Linked DNA regions of Mus musculus: region 2 is linked to region 1. The links are chromatin loops, found by intact Hi-C in ENCODE. Cell type or tissue: heart. All regions are shown on one strand. Each heading gives the region's core, and the rest is flanking DNA. Links, peaks and the distances in the headings are about the cores only.

What was found. Peaks named below come from ENCODE experiments on the same cell type or tissue, not always from the same donor. Only the 100,000 strongest peaks of a DNase experiment are listed, where the experiment ranks them.
Region 2: a loop joins it to region 1, with 2.7 times the contacts of the local background. A loop is called at or near these places in 4 of 42 quality-filtered maps.

The regions. Positions count from the first base shown.
Region 1 is chr1:190,126,633-190,129,547 of GRCm38, reverse strand. All of the region lies in intron 4 of Prox1 (prospero homeobox 1), which reads left to right. Among named protein-coding and RNA genes, the nearest start is that of Prox1os, 42 kb to the left of the region's middle. In heart, for the core only: no CTCF peak of the experiment used is centred there; DNase peaks (open chromatin) are centred at 637 and 1,457; H3K27ac peaks cover 2,500 bases.
Region 2 is chr1:190,060,406-190,063,320 of GRCm38, reverse strand. The region is part of intron 1 of Gm30446 (a long non-coding RNA gene); the gene reads right to left. Among named protein-coding and RNA genes, the nearest start is that of Gm30446, 13 kb to the right of the region's middle. In heart, for the core only: a CTCF peak has its summit at 1,132; a DNase peak (open chromatin) is centred at 1,260; H3K27ac peaks cover 2,500 bases.

The DNA of each region.
Region 1 (2,915 bases), core at 206-2,705:
GTCGTCTGGGAAATGCTTTGGTGTCTCTGCTTGGTGAACTGTCGTGTTCATACATATGGAGGGTTCACGCTGTGTGTTTAGTTTTGAAGAACATTTTAGAGTCTGATTTTTCTCAGCACATCTCTGTGCAGGTTACACATTATGGAAAGGGCCCAAAGATTAATTAAGAGTAACTGTAACATTTTATATATGGATATATATATATGGAAACATACTTACATGTGTGTGTAAAATATATAAAAATATATAATTATATAAGCCCCCCCCAAAAGGCTTTGCAGATTTTCCGAGATGCCTAGCCAGCCCTGTGCCTCAGATGTATTTAACTCTCCTCTTAAATATGAATTCAGCGGTGCCCCCGAAGTTGAGACCACTTTTCTTTCAACTTGCAATTGTTTGCCAGCTCCAGTCCCTGTGACTCAGAGGCATCTGCGGCTAGTTCGAGGGGTTTTGTTTCAGTCAATGGGGAGGGTCTGGGGATGCTGGGGGTGGGGGAGTTATTTATTTATTTGATTTGGTGAGTCCCGGAGTTGTAAAAAGCTGTCTGAAATATTCATGCAGAGCGGTCTGAGAAGCCGGGTTTCTGTTTTATTTACTGCACAGTAGAACAACCACAGCGGATTAGTTCTACAATACCCGTAACAAAAGCCCAACAGCTGATGCATGTGATGTTAGGAGGTGACAAAACAGTTAAAGTATGCTGCTGGCTATGGGCAAGCCAGTCAGCAGATGCAGACAAAAGGCCTGTGACAGGAATAACTCTCTCCAAGGCGAGCAGTGAAGAGTATCCAAAATACCAGCACCCTTTTCTCCTTGACATTGTCTTCTCGAAGTCAGCATTTTATTGCCCTTTTATAGTATTAAAAAAAAAAAAGTGGGGAAGGAGAAAGAAAGAAAACCCACACACGAACGGATTCACCAGAACGCAAGCAGGGGCTCTCCTTTCTCCCCTCTCAGCCACTCCTGTCAACCTTATACGCGTCTTCCGTTTACATGTTGAAGTTTGGGGTGGGGGCTGGGGATTAGCTTACAAGACAACGTGTCCAAAACATCTTCCTTACAAAGACTGGGACCTGGTGATAGGCTGAAGCGGCCATTGGGCGGTGGTTCTTGGGGTTCTTGGGGCTGCAGGGGCGGGAGGGGGCAATGCTTGGCTTGTTTTCTATCCATTTCAGTAAAGATGATTCCATTGGTGAGCTGAGGCCAGTGGGCCAGTTTTTGAAGGGGATCAAGAATGGAGGACTGTCCACTGGGACCTGAGCAAAGGGCAGGGTTATGGTCCCCCCTCCTCCCCTACAAGAGGCTAGTGAGTGAGCTGACCGATGCTTCAGAGGTGTGAAAAATCAGCTTCCCTGTCTCCAGAAAATAGGAGAGACTGTCTTCTTTTTAACCTTTGTAATTCCCCCCTCTATTCTCTGTGACATTCATTCAGCTGCCAAGAGCGTTTGGCAAGGTTTGGGCCAGCGAGCACACTTCCAGTGACCGCTAACCTTGGTATGTCCTGACACTTATGATGAGTGTCTGCAGGACACAGAAGGCAGGCAGCCTGCTATGTCAGGCTTTCATTATGGACTGCAGAGACTGGGGACGGCCAGTTTAATAAAACAAATCACCCTTGAAGGTAAAGCAACTGGGAAGAGGAGGAGGAAGACAGGAGGGGGATGTCTTTGCCACTCAATCCTATGAGAGAGAGAGAGAGAGAGAGAGAGAGAGAGAGAGAGAGAGAGAGAGCACAAAACACCCCCCCCCAGCCAGCCAGTCCACTGCATGTGTGTGCTGCCCAGCTGTGTACTGCGCAGATGTAAACTCTTTTCTTCCATCCTTCAGGAACCCACAAGCCCCCGCTCACTCTGATCAATCAGTAAACGAGAGCAGACAATCAGGATGGAGTTGGTAGATGCTTGTTGGTCATCTCCCCTCAGAGTAGCCAGTGTATTCAAGTACCTCATCATGAGTCTGTCTTCTAAATGTCAAGGCAAGACTATTTGGGGTGAGGCTCCTAGGCTGGGATGCCTTTTTATCAGAGCAAAGTTTCCACTGTCCCCTCCTGAAGAACTCTGGCCAGCCAGCTCCCACAATAGCCTCCTAGGTCTGCCAAAGACTTTGGAAGCCTTTTGTTTTTCCCCTGTGGCATGTCCAAAGGCCTGGCCTCCCCCCTCCCCCGCCCCCGGCCGCCTGCATTGTCTTGCATTCCAGTGACTTGATTGACTGTTGCACCTGATGCTGAGGAGACTCAAGGGTTCACTGTAGAGATTGTTGGGTTCTATTAAAAGAAACCCAGATAAGGGATTACTTGTCACTAAGGGCTTCTCTGCAGATGTTTATTAGTGATTGGAAAGCCATTAGGTGTGAGGAGGTGCCTAAAATATGGGCAATGTCATGATCCTAATCCTGAACCCCGATGCGCCCCCCCAAACATCAGGAAGATGCTGCCTTCCTCAGGTAAATGAAGGTGGAGAGGGGTTCTGAAGAGAGAGCTGAGGCTCTGTTTTCATGAGTGAGATCTCTACCTGTGGGTGGAACACCTCAGCATTCTCTCAGAATAGCCATTGTTACCCCACACTGACCTCTGGAGCCACCATCAAAACAGGAGCTGCTCCAGTATCGGAGGAGCTCCAAGAAGCCTTTTACCCGACACGGTCCTCTGAGTGTGCACTGCCCAGAGCAAGCAGAAAGTTAGCAAGCTGCTTCATCTTGCACAAAGAGGACCCTATTCCCAATAACCAAACCAGCAGCCAGTAACTCTCTTAACCCATTTTATTTACATTGACATTACTGGCTCCCCACACATGGTTTTCCTCAGTTATAGAGACACAGCTGGTCGGGAACTGGTTGCCTGGTCAACCGGCCTTTTATAGAAAGGACTGGATCCTCGCTGCACCCAGGAAGGAAGAAGCAGGAGGATCACACATTCA
Region 2 (2,915 bases), core at 154-2,653, 66 kb after region 1:
AATATTAATGAAAGTATGCCACTTTCATTTGGTGAGCAATTTAATTCAATTAAAAATAAATGGGTCTCCTTGGCTCAGTGGGCACACCGATGTACAGAGCAACACTGCCCTTAACTTAGTTCCGGTGTGTTTAGCCCCAGCCCAGAGCAGCAAGGCTGAAGCACAGACCCAGGCCAAGGCACTCAACTCAATAGGAACGGAGAGTATACCTCAGCCCAACAATGGAGCATCATACCCTGTATATTCATAGCAGTAGAGCACCATACCCTATGGATCCACAGTGTGGTTTCACATAAAGGTGCCCTGTCCCTTGTGGGACAGAAGCATGTAAGTATATCAAAGTAAAAATGGCGGTAGTCTCGAGAAATCTACCTGGAAGTTGGTGGGTGACTTATGTATGTGTGTAGCATTGTACACACATGTACATGCTGTGTGTCCACACATGCATGTAAACATACACGCAAGCCAATAAGTATACACACATATACTTAGAAGTATATAAGTATGCATACATGGAAATATACACAGACTCACATAAGTCTACACACAGATGCAAGTGCACACAGAGCCATGTATATATACACACATATACATGGATACACACAGACATTTGTAACTATATACACTGAGCTTAGAGTACCATACACTATGCCCTTGATTGCAAACATTTTATACCAGTTGGGGAAAACGAATATTTTTCTGCCTCAAAGTTCCACCTACCTCTGTCATTATTCAGTACCCAAAGAGGCAATTAGGGCATGCAGAGAGTCCCTACTCACCATCTGGCTGGCTAAGACTCACTTAAAAAAATACTAAGGTCATTTGTTTGGTATAAAAACATATATACTTCTTACAGTGCCTTGGGAAGACATAACAAACCTAAGGGTAGGTGTCTGCAGTCAAAGCTCTGGGGACAGATCCTCTGGAGACAGTAGTTCTGGGAGTTTTAAAGTCTAGGTAGGACTAAGACATGTGGGAAGCCTGAGGTTCAGTCCCCACCACCAGTTGATGTGATGGTCTATTCCTAGCAGTGAGAGGAAGGTAGGACTGCACACCTAGTTCTGGTTGGGCAATGGTTTCAAGACCAGTTTCAGAATAATTCTCAGGGGCCTTGGAGGTCACGGCCCCATGGCCCCTGTGATCCGAGGGCTGTATCACATGTCACCAGCAGAGCTGAGGCTGGGGAATGAGCGCTGGCATTCCACAGGCTATGTCTAATAATAACAATGTTATCAACACTGGGAGGCTGAGCTGGCCTGGAGTGTGTGGCTGGGTACCCAGAGGCCAGTGCCCTGAAAGGAGAGCCATGCTGGGTGAATGGAGAAGAAGACGCCAGCCTGCAGACAACAGCTTGCGGCTAACATCAGAAGCCCTGGCAACATTTTACAACCTGGACACATTAATGGGCTGGTGGTTATCTGGCAGGAATAGGAAGCTGGGTTTGGAAACAATGAATCCTTTTTAGGTACAAGGTCGGTGCCTGAGGGACCTTGAGGCTGAGCCACCCCGCCCTCATTCTCATGAGGGAACAGACCCCGGAGCTGGGACGCCAGCTTTCTGGAGGGGGGAGGGGAGGCCACCCTTTCATGGCACAGAAGGCCTGTGCTGAGCACACCACACCCAGGTCCCACTAAGGCTTATGGGGAAGTTTCCAAAGCTGGAGCAGGGTGGGAGCTGGGGGACCCCAGAGGTTACTCCTTTTAAGCCACTTCTCAGTGAGAATGAAGGCAACCATTGCCAGCTCTACATGGAGCATCAAACCTTGTCTGAGTCTCTGATTGTAAGACCTGAGTGAGAAACTGAGACTTTTAACCCTTTAGTCTCCTCCCCCTCCAGTAGGGTAAAGGGAGCCATGTCCAGTACAAGAGCCTATGTATGATTGGCTGAGGTCACACAGGGGACATGCTTAGCATCATGTGAGAAGGTGGTCAGCACTAGGGCCTTTCCACAACATTGCCTCTAGCTAAACACCCCCCCCAATAAAGGCTGTTCCAACCTTCTTCTGTAGGCCCCTTCTTTGCTTTGTTTTGTTAGTAGTGCCTACTGCCTAACATCCTATGGTGTTATAGTTGTGATCATGGGGAGAAGAGAGACTGCTTCGTCTTCTGATTAGTCCCAGGTACCTAGGCTCATGCCTCATATATAGTCGTGACCCTATAGCCACTGAATAAAAGATAACATGGTTATCTCAGTCCACTTTCTGTTGACAGAGTACCCAAGGCTGGGTAATCCATAAATAATAGAGATATACTTGCCCTGTGGTTCAGTGGGGTGGCAAGTCCAAAAGCATGGGCAGGTATCTGGCAAGGGCCAGGGTACTTCTTCATTCCATTGTGGAAGGCAGAAAGGTAAGCACTCTGAGCAGGATAGAGCAAAATAGTAAATCCACTCTTGAGATAGCCACACTCATAGCACTGTGAATTTATTTAAGGATGCAGAACACCAGGGCCCATTACCTCCTAACACATGCTTGGTGGGTCAGCCACTCATTCGAACCATTGCAATGATGATGACGATGAAGGGGAGGGTCACGTGTGAAAAGTCCCCAGTGGATCCCCAGTGGACCTTCTGGGGTCAATATCTGCAAGTCGTGTGTAGCTGCTGACTCTGGGTTGAAGAATTCTCTAGCAGAGAGGAGGAGGAAGCCGAGGAAGCCATAAGAAAGTTAACTGACTCCTCACCAGACCCCAGAGGAGATTACATCATCAAGTCCTGAGGTGCAGAGGTCCTTCTGGGTTGAGCTGTGCAGAGCTCCAGCAACGCAGCTTTGAGGATTTGTCACCCAAGCAGAGGTGGGATTCCCAGCGATGCACCTACCCCAGCCACCCATATCTTAGTAAATAATGTCCATAAATTCATCACTCACCAAACTGAACTCAAGTAAAATGGTTGCTTTAGTCTGTTAGTTGCCCTAT